Linked DNA regions of Homo sapiens: all the other regions are linked to region 2. Evidence: chromatin contacts called from ENCODE Hi-C or POLR2A ChIA-PET data. All regions are on one chromosome and are shown on one strand. Each heading gives the region's core, a stretch centred on a gene start or an enhancer-like site at or near the end of the contact. The rest is flanking DNA. Distances are from core to core; before and after follow the strand shown. Region 1 holds the start of DISP2 (dispatched RND transporter family member 2). Region 2 holds the start of RHOV (ras homolog family member V). Region 3 holds the start of RTF1 (RTF1 homolog, Paf1/RNA polymerase II complex component).

Region 1 (3,688 bases), core at 328-2,827, 520 kb before region 2:
CTCTATGCCATCCTGTACATCCAGATCTGGTGGGCCTTCCAAGGTTGCAGCTTGCATGCCTCACTCTACAGACCAGAAGCCTCCCTCCAATCCAGATGGTTTCTCACCATTCCCTTAAAATACACTGAACTTTCCAGCCCCCTTACCTTTGTTTGCACAGGTAAGGAAGAATGCCCCCACCCCAGGTCAGGAAGGCCTTCCCTCTCTCCTACCTCCACATTTCAAAGCCCACCCTTTCTTCCAAGCCAGCTGAAGCCCCACCATCTCCAAGAAGCCTTCTCTAAGGCCTATTAGGAAGAAAGAGGTCCTTCCTTTTTGCATACTGTCCCCTTCTCAACCACCTCATGGGCCTCACCATATCTTGCCTATTGGCAGCAATTTATGGGCTGGCCCTTTATCTCTCCAACCAAACTATAAGCTATTCAGGGCAGACCCAACACTTCTACACCTCTAGATTCTTCCACCCCATTTCTTATGACCTGTGTCTTACACGGACTGGCATTGGCACACATTTTAGGGATACCTATAGTCCAAGTGTTCCTGACTCTCTCCTCAGCCCCATGTCTTCAACCAAGGCCTCTCCCTGCACAAGTAACCAGGCCCTGAACAGCCTGCTTGCTGTAAAACCCTTTCTGCCTAGTCAAATCCCACATCCAGGATCCTCTCCACTCCCAGCCCCCCAGGCTTCTCACACTGCCAATATCTATTCTAGTTCTAGACCCCTTAGCCAGGCCTGTCCACAGTCCATCATACCCAAATGTGCTCTACTCACAGCTACTCCCTGGTGGGGGAGGTGGCACTGGAGTCAGTGGCTATTGGGCACCTCCCAGTGCCCTGGAGTCAGTGGCTATTGGGCACCTCCCAGGCTGAGGTGGGGTGGGGGGGCAGCGGTGACTATAAAAAAGGATCTGGGATCACTCAATATACCCTTATAACAAACCTGCACATGTGCCCCTGAATCAAAAATTAACCTTAGCTTACTGTGATTTGTTTGCTTTATAAACCTTTTAAATTTTAAAAAAGAAAGAGAAGGAGCTGGGGATGATCTGAGCGCCTCTCTTCTTCCCCCACCTCCTTCACCAGACTGCGCACTTGAGTAACGGAGTCAGGGCTCCGCATCTAAGGGGTGCACACCCAGGTCCAAGTCGAAGTCCAGAAGGATGGGAAGAAAGACCCAACCTGATGCCTCGCCCCACTGGGGAGGGGAGGAGGGCGCTGAGCGAGCCGGGAACCTCGCAGGCCTGAAGCCGCCCGCCTCGACCCGGGGCGTCCAGCGTGGTGAAGTGCGGGCGTGGAGCTCGCCCTCTATCCGGCTGGAAGGGTCTGCGTTTTGATTTGTGAGGATCTCTGCATGTGTCGCGCTCTCTGGTTCCTTACGGGAAGGCCGAGGCCGCTAGGAAGGGTTGCACGGCCGGACTCCTAACAGCGGCTCTCTGGCCTGGCGGGAGCAGAGGGGCGCTCACATCCGCAGCCCCGGGATCTTAGAGACAGAGCGCTCCGCTCCGGCAGCGGCGCCGCGCCCATTGGCTGGGCTCCTCCTCGCCCCGCCCAGCGACCGGCCCGCTCAGAGCCTACGCATGCGCACGAGCACCCCGCCGCCGCTGCCGCCGCCACCGCCGCCGCCGCCGCCGCCGCCGCGGCTTCAGCACCAGCGCCCGGACAGCGGTGCCGCCCACGGGCATGGACGGTGACAGCAGCAGCAGCAGCGGCGGCAGCGGTCCGGCTCCCGGCCCGGGTCCGGAAGGGGAGCAACGGCCCGAGGGGGAGCCCTTGGCCCCAGACGGCGGCTCCCCGGACAGGTAGGGCGGACAGCTCCGCAGATCCGTATCACAGACCCTCCCAGACCCTCCCCGCCCCAGGTATCCCCAGTAGCCGCCATATGTTGCCCCATTCATTCCCCAGACCCTCCCGGAGCCCCTTCCCGGGGTCGCCAAGCTCCAGGCCCCCCTCGCCACGCCCTCATCCTGCCGGGTCAATTTCCTCGCTCCCTGACACCCCCTAGTGTCAGCCCCCATCGCCCTCCCCGCTTAGGGAACCTGCCCCACCCACGGCTCCTACCCCTCCTCTCAGGCCAGGACTCCCTGGCTCCTCCGGCCCCTCCTTCTAGGCCCTGCCCCTGCGTCTTCTCCGGAAGCCCCAAGCCCGCAGTAACCTCAGTCCGGGTTTCAGCGTGCCAGTGTGCATGAAGGTGTGCGTGAATCGCGGATGGGAGGCTCGCCAAGGCGGGTGTCCTGGGGAAGGCAGACATTCGGCAGGCACGTCAGGGACTGTCTTTGTCACCATCAGTCGCTTGCCTGCCCTGCATGACCCCCAGCTGTGCACGTGTGGGTTCCAGTCCCTGCATGTGGCAGCCACACTGGCTGGAGCCGCTAAGATGGGAAGGATTTGGTGCTCAGGCTGCTGGCCTGTACCACCCCTGGAGGAGCCCCATACTGGTGGGACAGGAGGGACACCTTCCTGCTGAGGGCCCAGATCTCAGCACCTCTCTTCTCCCTTCCTCCACCATATGTGTGAGGGAACAGCCCAGCTAGGTAGCAATATGGCGCAATTTCTGTGCCCTGCCTGGCTCTGCCGCCCCCAGAATCCCTCCTCTGACATGACACTGCCTCTTTCCTGCCTGGACTGAAATAAAAGGCATTCCTTGATAGCAATAGCAGAAGTGGACACATCGTCTCCAGAATACCCCAGTTAAAATGTACATTCTGTACCCCAGAGGGGGAGAAAGCCCCACAAGTAGAGAGAAATGCTTTCTTCCCTTTATTGTTAACACATTAGCCTGGATAGATTTAGCCACTCTTCAGTCTGAAAGTCACAAAGCCTTCAAGAAGGTGAGACACAGGATGGGTGTATTCACCAGTCCAGGGACCTGCCTGGGACTATGGCCTGATCAAAGATGGGGCAGTGACAGGACAGAGCGAGGACCTGGGGCCAGAAGCATCCCTAGAAGGGGCAGGAGAGTCATTTGCTGTCTCAGATATCTTGCCAAGGATCAGCCATGTCCAGTCTCATTTCCCCTGGGCACAGGATCCACTTGCTCTCTTCCAGAAACTCCCTGGGGCCTCTGGCCCCTCTCTGGACTTCTCCAGAGACCATAGACACTAATTGGGCATAGGGACTTGCTTATGTGATTCAAGAAACACAAAAATGCTCCTGCTGACCTGAGTAGCACTCTGGGGATAGATACACAGTGAATAACTCACACACACAACATGCGCATGTGCACACACACTGGCTAGAGAGGAATTTGAAATAGTTCACACTTTGTGTTTTTAAAATTACCTTTTTATTTTCCTAGTGATATGAGCTGCTTCCCCATCTGTCCTGGCCACTCTGTGGGATCACACTGATGTTCACCTGGCTGTGTGTCTGTGGGCTTGGGGGTATAGTTAATGCGATATACATTTGCCCCTTATGGGGCTTCCAGGTTTGGTCTCTGTGTCTAGGAGCCTGTCAGCCAGGCCCTGATTGCTGGGATGCTGGCCTCTTAAATGAGGCCTGCATCCCCACTTTCCATCCCCCTGCCTGCCCTACTCACTTGGCGTACAGGCCTGCAGGCCCGGGCAGGCAACCCTGGAAGTTACTCATCCCAGTGAGGGCCATGGAACTGAGGGAGTGAGAATAAAAAACCCCTGTGTAGCCCTGGGGTGCTTAACTCCTATTTTACTGAGCCTCCTGAGATCAGAGGGCA
Region 2 (3,752 bases), core at 748-3,247:
GCAGACTCTGCACTGCTCTAGCTTCTAGGCTGTGTGACCTTGAGGAAAGGGATGATCCCCAACCCGGTCCTCCTTCAGGTTCTAATTTGCAGCTCCTCCCCCTCCTTTTGCTGGGCCTTGACTCTCACTTCCTGCCCCACTCCTGGCTCAGCCAGTTTGGGCAGTGCCTAGGGAGCCCAGAGACCCAGTTCTTCCCAGGGGCCAGCCCCGCCCTCCCTGGCCTTGGGGATTGAGGGCAGCCCAGGTGTCAGCCTGCTCCTCATCCACCCCACTTCCCTCTCTCCTCCTCCTCGTCATCTTCTTTCCAGGCCTTATCCACCATCAGTCCCAGGCTCCAAGACCTCTTTTCCTGCTCGCTCTCTCAATCTCTCGCCCACTCCATCCCAAACTTCTCTCCAAATCGGGGTTGAGCCCCTTCCAGCCCTCCATAATGCCAAGCGTTCCCCAAGCTCTTTCTCACCCCTGTGCCAAGGAAGGGTCCTAATTCAGCCAGGCTGACCTGAGGGCCCAGGACAAGAAACTGGGTTCCCAAACTGCTCGGAGGTGACTGACCCTGTTAGGACCATCCCATGAAAATCAAAGTGCCAGGTTTTTTTCTGTGAGCTTTGACTGGAGAAATCCAAATCAGAGCCTTCCCTCCTAGGCTCACCCAGGCATATCAGAGTGGGCAGTTAGAGGCCCATGTCCCCCGAGTGTTCAGAAGGGAACTGAGTCCTATGAGGTGGCCAGGCCCTGCCAGTAGCTGCCGCAAAGGCCCGGGTGCCCCAGGTCTCAGAAGTCTTTGGCCTCCTGCCTACTACTTGCTATGCAGCCATAGCTGCTCAAACGAAGCAGAAGAACTTCTTCCAGCGGCAGCGGGAGAGGGTGCGCACACCTTTGGCATTCAGTTTCTTCTCCAGCCGGGCTTTGTGCTCAATGGCACTGAGAATAGCCGAGTCAAATACTTCCTTCAAGTTCTTCTGCGTCAAGGCTGAGCACTCAAGGTAGCAGCAGGCTCGGATCTTCTCGGCCAGACCCTGAGCCTGGGGTTGGGGCACGGGGCCCTCCCGGCCCCCCTGGTCCAGCTGAATTAGTACGTTGACATCGTCCCTCAGGTCGGCCTGGGTGCCCACCAGCAGCACAGGCGCCTGGGGGTTGTGCGTGCGGATCTCGGGCAGCCATTTCTCTGTGATGTTTTGAAAGGAGCTGGGCTGCACCACGCTGAAGCACGCCAGGAAGACATCGGTATCCGGGTAGCAAAGGGAACGAAGTCGGTCAAAATCCTCCTGGGGTGGGAAGGCCAGGTGGTAAGGATTAGCCCCCCGACACATGGAATCCATTTCTCACCCGGGGCTGGAAACCTGAGACTCCAAGAGCCCAAGGCTTTCTCCATTTGCTCCATATGGGGTCCTCCCAGCCTCCAGCCCATCTCCCCGCAGACCAGTAGAGGCCGCGCCCAGCTTCTCACCTGTCCCGCTGTGTCCCAGAGCTCAATGCGCACCGGAGCTCCATCCACCAGGACTTGCACTGCAGGGGCGGGGCGGGGAGAGCCTGAGTTAGGAAGAGCGTCCTGGGCCGCACCAGCGCCACCTCGGGGCCTGCTCCAGTCTCCTCCCCGGGGTCCTCTGCGCCCTCCCGCCGAGACGCCCGCCCCAGCTCCCCGGTGCACAGCCCCGCCGCAGCCACGCGGCCGCACGGGCGATTGAACGTACGTACCAGAGAAGGTGTCCAGCGCAGTGGGCCGGTAGCGCGCGGGGTACCCATTGCAGGTGTAGCTGACGATGAGGCTGCTCTTGCCCACGGCGCCGTCGCCCACCAGCACGCACTTGATGCCCAGCTCTGGGGGCGCGCTACGCCGCCGCGGGGGAGGGGTCGGGGCCCGGAGCGGGGGCGGCTCGGCCTCGCTCAGCTCCCGCGGCGGCATGGCCCGCTCCGGGGGCAGCAGAGGGGCCAGCCCGGGTCTCGGCTTCGCTGCGCTCGGTGAAGCAGGTCCCGCTGGCTGCCTCTGACTGAATGGGTCCAGGCTGGGCGAGTCGGCCCAGCGCTACCAGCGGGTTTGTGTAGGGCCCCGCCCATCTCATCTACATGTTTCAGGCGGCCCCGGACCCCACCCATCGGCGAAGATCTCCCGCGGCCAGGCACCCTGCGAGGCCAGGCGAGGAGGAGGAAAACCCCGGGAGGAGGAAAGGCAGGCAGAAAGCTGGAGCTCCAAGAGTCACGCAGGTACAAGGACAAAGAATCGTCAAATGAGAATACCAAGAAGAGATAGACATCCATGATTTATTGTTAGGAGGAAGAAGCAAGTTGCAGAACATATAATACAGTATGTTCAGGTTAAACAAGTGTGCAAATTAAACCTTGTTCAACTTACAAGAAACAACTCTATGCATATGTTTGCATGAGTATTAAAAAGTTGGGATAATTTTATTAATGAAAGAATTACTTTTTTAAATATTGAGGCTGAGAGCAGTGGCTCATGCCTGTAATTCCAGCGTTCTGGGAGGCTAAGCCAGGAGGATCACTTGACCCCAGGAGTTCAAGGTTACAGTGAGCTATAATAGTGCCATTGCACTTCAGCATGTGTGACAGATCCTAAAAACAAACAAACAAACAAAAAACCTGTTGACCCCTGAACAAAGCGGGAATTATGGGCGAGAAACCCTGTGCAGTCAGCCGAAAATCCCTATATAACTTTTGACTACCCCAAAATTTAACTATTAATAGCCTGCTGTTGCTGGGCTCCGTGGCTCACGCCTGTAATCCCAGCACTTTGGGAGGCCGAGGTGGGTGGATCACCTGAGGTCAGGAGTTCGAGACCAGCCTGGCCAACATGGTGAAACCCCGTCTCTATTAAAAATACAAAAAATTAGCCAGGTGTGGTGGCGGGTGCCAGTAATCCTAGCTACTCAGGAGGCTGAGGCAGGAGAATCACTTGGACCTGGCAGGTGGAGGTTGCAGTGAGCCAAGATTGGGCCACTCCACTCCAGCCTGGGTGACAGAGCAAGACTCTCTCTTAAAAAACAAAAACAAAAAACCCCCCAAAAAAAGTAGCCAAGCATGGTGGTGTGCATCTGTAATCCCAGCTACTCGGAGGCTGAGGTGGGAGGATGGCTTGAACCTGGGAGGTGGAGGTTGCAGTGAGCTGAGATCATGCCATTGCACTCCAGCCTGGGCAACAGAGCCAGACTTTGTCTCAAAAATAAATAAATAAATAAATAAAAAATAGGCTGGGCGCAGTGGCTCACACCTGTAATCCCAGCATTTTGGGAGGCTGAGGCGGGCAGATCACATCACGAGGTCGGGAGATCCAGACCATCCTGGCTAACACGGTGAAACCCCGTCTCTACTAAAAATACAGAAAATTAGCCGGGCATGGTGGTGGGCGCCTGTAGTCCCAGCTACTCGGGAGGCTGAGGCAGGAGAATGGCGTGAACCCAGGAGGCGGAGCTTGAGTGGGCCGAGATTGCGCCACTGTACTCCAATCTGGGAGACGCAGCAAGACGCCATCTCAAAAAAAAAATAAAAATAAAAAAATAAAAAAGGCCGGGCGAGGTGGCTCACACCTGTAATCCCAGCTAATTTTTGTATTTTTAGTGGAGACGAGGTTTCACCATGTTGGCCAGGCTGGTCTTGAACTCTTGACCTCAGGTGATCCATCTGCCTCGGCCTCCCAAAGTGCTAGGATTACAGGTATGAGCCACCACGCCCAGGAGGCTTATCATATTTTCAAACTTTTTTCTTCTGACCTGTATCAGAAAGTTAGAATCATCGTA
Region 3 (3,505 bases), core at 945-3,444, 540 kb after region 2:
CCACTGCACCCGGTCCAGATTATTATTATTATTATTATTATTATTTTTGAGAAAGAGTCACGTCTGTTGCCAGGCTGGAGTGCAGTGGTACGATTTCGTCTCACTGCAGCCTCCGCCTTCAGGTTCAAGTGATTCTCCTGCCTCAGCCTCCCAAGTAGCTGGGATTACAGGAACACGCCACTATGCCCGGCTAATTTTTGTATTTTTAGTAGAGACAGGGTTTTACCATGTTGGTCAGGCTGGTCTCGATTTCCTGACCTTGTGATCCCCCTGCCTCAGCCTCCCAAAGTTGGGATTACAGGCGTGAGCCACTGTGCCCGGCCTAATTTTTGTATTTTTAGTAGAGATGGGGTTTTGCCATGTTGGCCAGGCAGGTCTTGAACTCCTGCCCTCAGGTGATCGGCCCTCTTCAGCTTCCCAAAGTGCTGGGATTACATGTGTGAGCCACCACGCCCGGCCCCTACTTTATATTCCTAATCACTAAAGGAAATAACTTCTGGAGCTGACCTTTTTATCAGCTGACCTCAAACTTAAGTATAAAAACTTATTTCCTATACACACCAGTTCCCAAAACCTTCTTCTCTCCTCTTGTATTTCATTTTTTTGATGAAGGGCTCACCTGCCACTAGCTTCCTAAGCTAGAATCTGAACATCAATAGGTATCTGGGAGCACTCCTTCCCTTACCCCTATCCCAAATCCTGGGGATTCTACGTTCCAAATTATCCAGAGTCCATCCACTTCTTTCCATTCCCACAGCTTCGTCCTTAGGTCAGGACACCATCATCTCTTGCCAAGAAGACAACAACAATCCAAGCGATCTCCCTGCCCTTAGTCCATTCGCCATACTGCGGTCAGAGTAATCTTTGAAAAACACAAATCAGGCCTGGGTGCAGTGGCTCATGCCTATAATCCCAGCACTTTGGGAGGCTGAGGCGGGCGGATCACCGGAGGCCAGGAGTTTGAGACCAGCCTGGCCAACATGCTGAAACCCCATCTCTACTGAAAATACAAAAATTAGCAGGGCGTGGTGAAGGGCGTCTGTAATGCCATCTATTCCGGAGGTTGAGGCTGGAGAATCGCTTGAACCCAGGCGGCAGAAGTTGCAGTGAGCCAAGATCGCGCCATTGCACTCCAGCCTGGGCGACAAGAACGAAACTCCGTCTCAAAAAAAAAAAAAAAAAAAAAATTAGCCGGGCGTGGTGGCAGGAGCCTGTAATCCCAGCTACTCAGGAGGCTGAGGCAGGAGAATCGCTTGAACCTGGGAAGCGGAGTTGCAGTGAGCTGCCACTGCACTCCAGGCCGGGCAACAAGAGCGACTCCGTCTCCAAAACAAACGAACAAACAAACAAACAAACAAAAAAACACCACCACAAATCAGGCTGGGCACGGTAGCTCACGCCTGTAATCCCAGCACTTTGGGAGGCCAAGGCAGGAGGATCCCTTGGGCCCAGGGGTTCGAGACCAGCCTGGGCAATATAGGGAGGCCCCGTCTCTACTAAAACACAAAACCACACACAAATCAAATCATGTGGTTCTTCAGTTTAAAATCTTTCAATACTCAAGTTCAAACTCCCTAATTCAGCTTACTTATTAGGATCTGAGTGAGGCAGTCGCCGTGTCCTTCTCCAGCCTGGTCTGTCGCCTATCCCCACCCACAATCTCTGCTCTGGCCATAACTAACTTCAGTTCTCCGAACCTAACTTTATTATCGCCGGGCCATTTTGCCTACGCTGTTCTCTGCATGCAACACTCTACTCTCCTTTTGGGTAATTCAGATGCATTCTCCAGGTCCCAGCTCAGCTGTCATTCGCACAGCCCGGGTCGGCAGTCTCCAGCCCCCAACCGGTGTCCACCGCGTGGTCCAGGCGACTTATGTCTTCCAGGCCGTCGGCCCCTTAAGTACACGCCATCAGTGTTGGACAGCTTGAAAGTAGGTAGACACGTGAGCCCCCTCAGAGAGAACCTGGATCCTTGCGGCTCCAGCCCCCGATAGGAAGAGAGCCCACCAAACTTCGGCTCCGCAGCAGAGATACAGCCAAGGACTCCAGGGCAGTCGCGGGTAAAGCCACCACCACTCTCTGCCGGGAACCAGCGACGGGGGAAGGCCCCGCCTCTCACGCTGCGTCGGGGGCGGGGCAGGGCGGGGCACCCGGCGACCTGCGAACGGCGTGCGGCGAGCAGGGGGCGGGGCCAGGGGGGCGGAGCGGAGCGCGCATGCGCGGTCGCCTTTGTGTGGGTCGAGCAGCGGCGGCGGCGGCGGCAGTGGCGGTCCCACTGGCAGGCGGGCAAGAGGGGAGTCCGGGCGGCGGCCGGCGTGGGAGCCGGGGGACCACCATGGTAAAGAAGCGGAAAGGCCGCGTCGTGATCGACTCGGACACAGAGGACAGCGGCAGCGACGAGAACCTGGATCAGGTGAGGGCAGGCCGCGGAGGCGCGGGCCGGCGGAGCCAGAGGGCTGTCGGGGCCGCGGGAGCCGGAGACGGCCGGGCCTGGAGCCTTCCTACCAGAGCGCCCAGCTCGCCCCGTGCCCTGGGCACCACTACAGCCCCTTTCCCGTCTTCCTGGAGTGTGCGGGGCCTTGGAGACCGGCCCGGGCCTGGAGACGGAGCCCCGAGGACTTGGCGCCTTGGGCGGGGAGGCGGGGCAGGGACCGGGCCGTTGGGCCTCGGGCTCGGGGGTAGCGAAAGGGGCCGCGATCTTCCGGGGCCAGATCGGGGCGGCGGGCTGTAGTCCAGGAGATCCGGGCTGGGAGAGATAGGAAGTATCGCCCGCCAACCTGGGAGGCTGGGAGGTTTTGGAGGAGGTGCAAGGGTGCGCGTCGAGCAGTTGGGGGCGAGGGCCAAGAAGATCCGGACTCTGGAAGATGGAAGTTTTTCGGACAAGGGATGTGGACAGAGGAAGGACACTCGTAAATGTTCCTAGGAGCCTCTGCCATGCTTGCCAAGGATGACTTAGCTGTGGGCACGAGTTTATTTGGCGACTAGGGTCGTTTGTGTTTGAGAAGGGCCCTTGTTGAGGTGTCAGACCCAAAAAAACACTCTTGGGTGGAGGAAAGAGGGCAGATACTGGAAGAAATAGAGAACTATGTAGGGCGACATGGAGGGACTGTGCATAGCCCAGGCCTCCTCTTGGCCCTTTCACGCAGCATCCCAGAATTCTTTCTTACTTGAAGACTGCAGGAAGCACTGAAAGTAACTTTTGGCCTCAGTGTCTTGGGGTTGAACTGTTTATATACTCTAGAAAACATTGTAGGGAGGAATCTGCTCTTTGTAGCAGTGCTCTAGTGATACCAGGCGATACAAAGATGGTCTCCTTTCTGTTTAATGAGCAAATGATGTAAAGAAAGAATATGCAAGAGATAGTAGCTTTTGAGTAGAAAGAGTATTGAACTTGGAGTCTGAAAATTTGAATTCTAGGCTGGGCTTATGCTATTTTCTAGCTATATATCTTTGGTCTTAAATGTAAAATGAAAATGTAACATCAGCCTTGTGTATCTAATTGGTT

The links. A loop is a pair of places that touch in the nucleus more often than their neighbours do. ChIA-PET counts read pairs that join two places held with the same protein, here RNA polymerase II (POLR2A). Pooled maps may share reads with other maps.
Region 1: a pooled map shows a loop between it and region 2 (3-fold over the local background). The contact joins the promoter of DISP2 here to the promoter of RHOV in region 2. A Hi-C loop is called at or near these places in 1 of 168 maps with a recorded cell type or tissue (K562) and 1 of 50 pooled maps. POLR2A ChIA-PET finds 5 or more read pairs at or near these places in 2 of 52 experiments (A673 and PC-9).
Region 3: a pooled map shows a loop between it and region 2 (5-fold over the local background). The contact joins the promoter of RTF1 here to the promoter of RHOV in region 2. A Hi-C loop is called at or near these places in 2 of 50 pooled maps. POLR2A ChIA-PET finds 5 or more read pairs at or near these places in 4 of 52 experiments (AG04450, HEK293, WTC11 and 1 more).

What each region holds. Positions count from the first base shown.
Region 1 is chr15:40,356,642-40,360,329 of GRCh38, forward strand. DISP2 (dispatched RND transporter family member 2) reads left to right here and starts at 1,578. Exons shown (of 8, transcript NM_033510.3): 1 at 1,578-1,799. The coding sequence starts at 1,681. It overlaps LOC124903472 (a long non-coding RNA gene), which reads right to left. Exons shown (of 4, transcript XR_007064597.1): 4 at 3,265-3,688. RefSeq lists a silencer at 1,499-1,758.
Region 2 is chr15:40,872,237-40,875,988 of GRCh38, forward strand. RHOV (ras homolog family member V) reads right to left here and starts at 1,998. Exons shown (of 3, transcript NM_133639.4): 1 at 1,696-1,998; 2 at 1,448-1,506; 3 at 1-1,265. The coding sequence starts at 1,903. The coding sequence ends at 822. It overlaps LOC124903475 (a long non-coding RNA gene), which reads left to right and starts at 1,506. Exons shown (of 2, transcript XR_007064600.1): 1 at 1,506-1,687; 2 at 2,074-2,352. RefSeq lists a silencer at 1,533-2,052.
Region 3 is chr15:41,414,901-41,418,405 of GRCh38, forward strand. It overlaps RTF1 (RTF1 homolog, Paf1/RNA polymerase II complex component), which reads left to right and starts at 2,195. Exons shown (of 18, transcript NM_015138.5): 1 at 2,195-2,413. The coding sequence starts at 2,216. RefSeq lists an enhancer at 1,925-2,024 and a silencer at 2,085-2,674.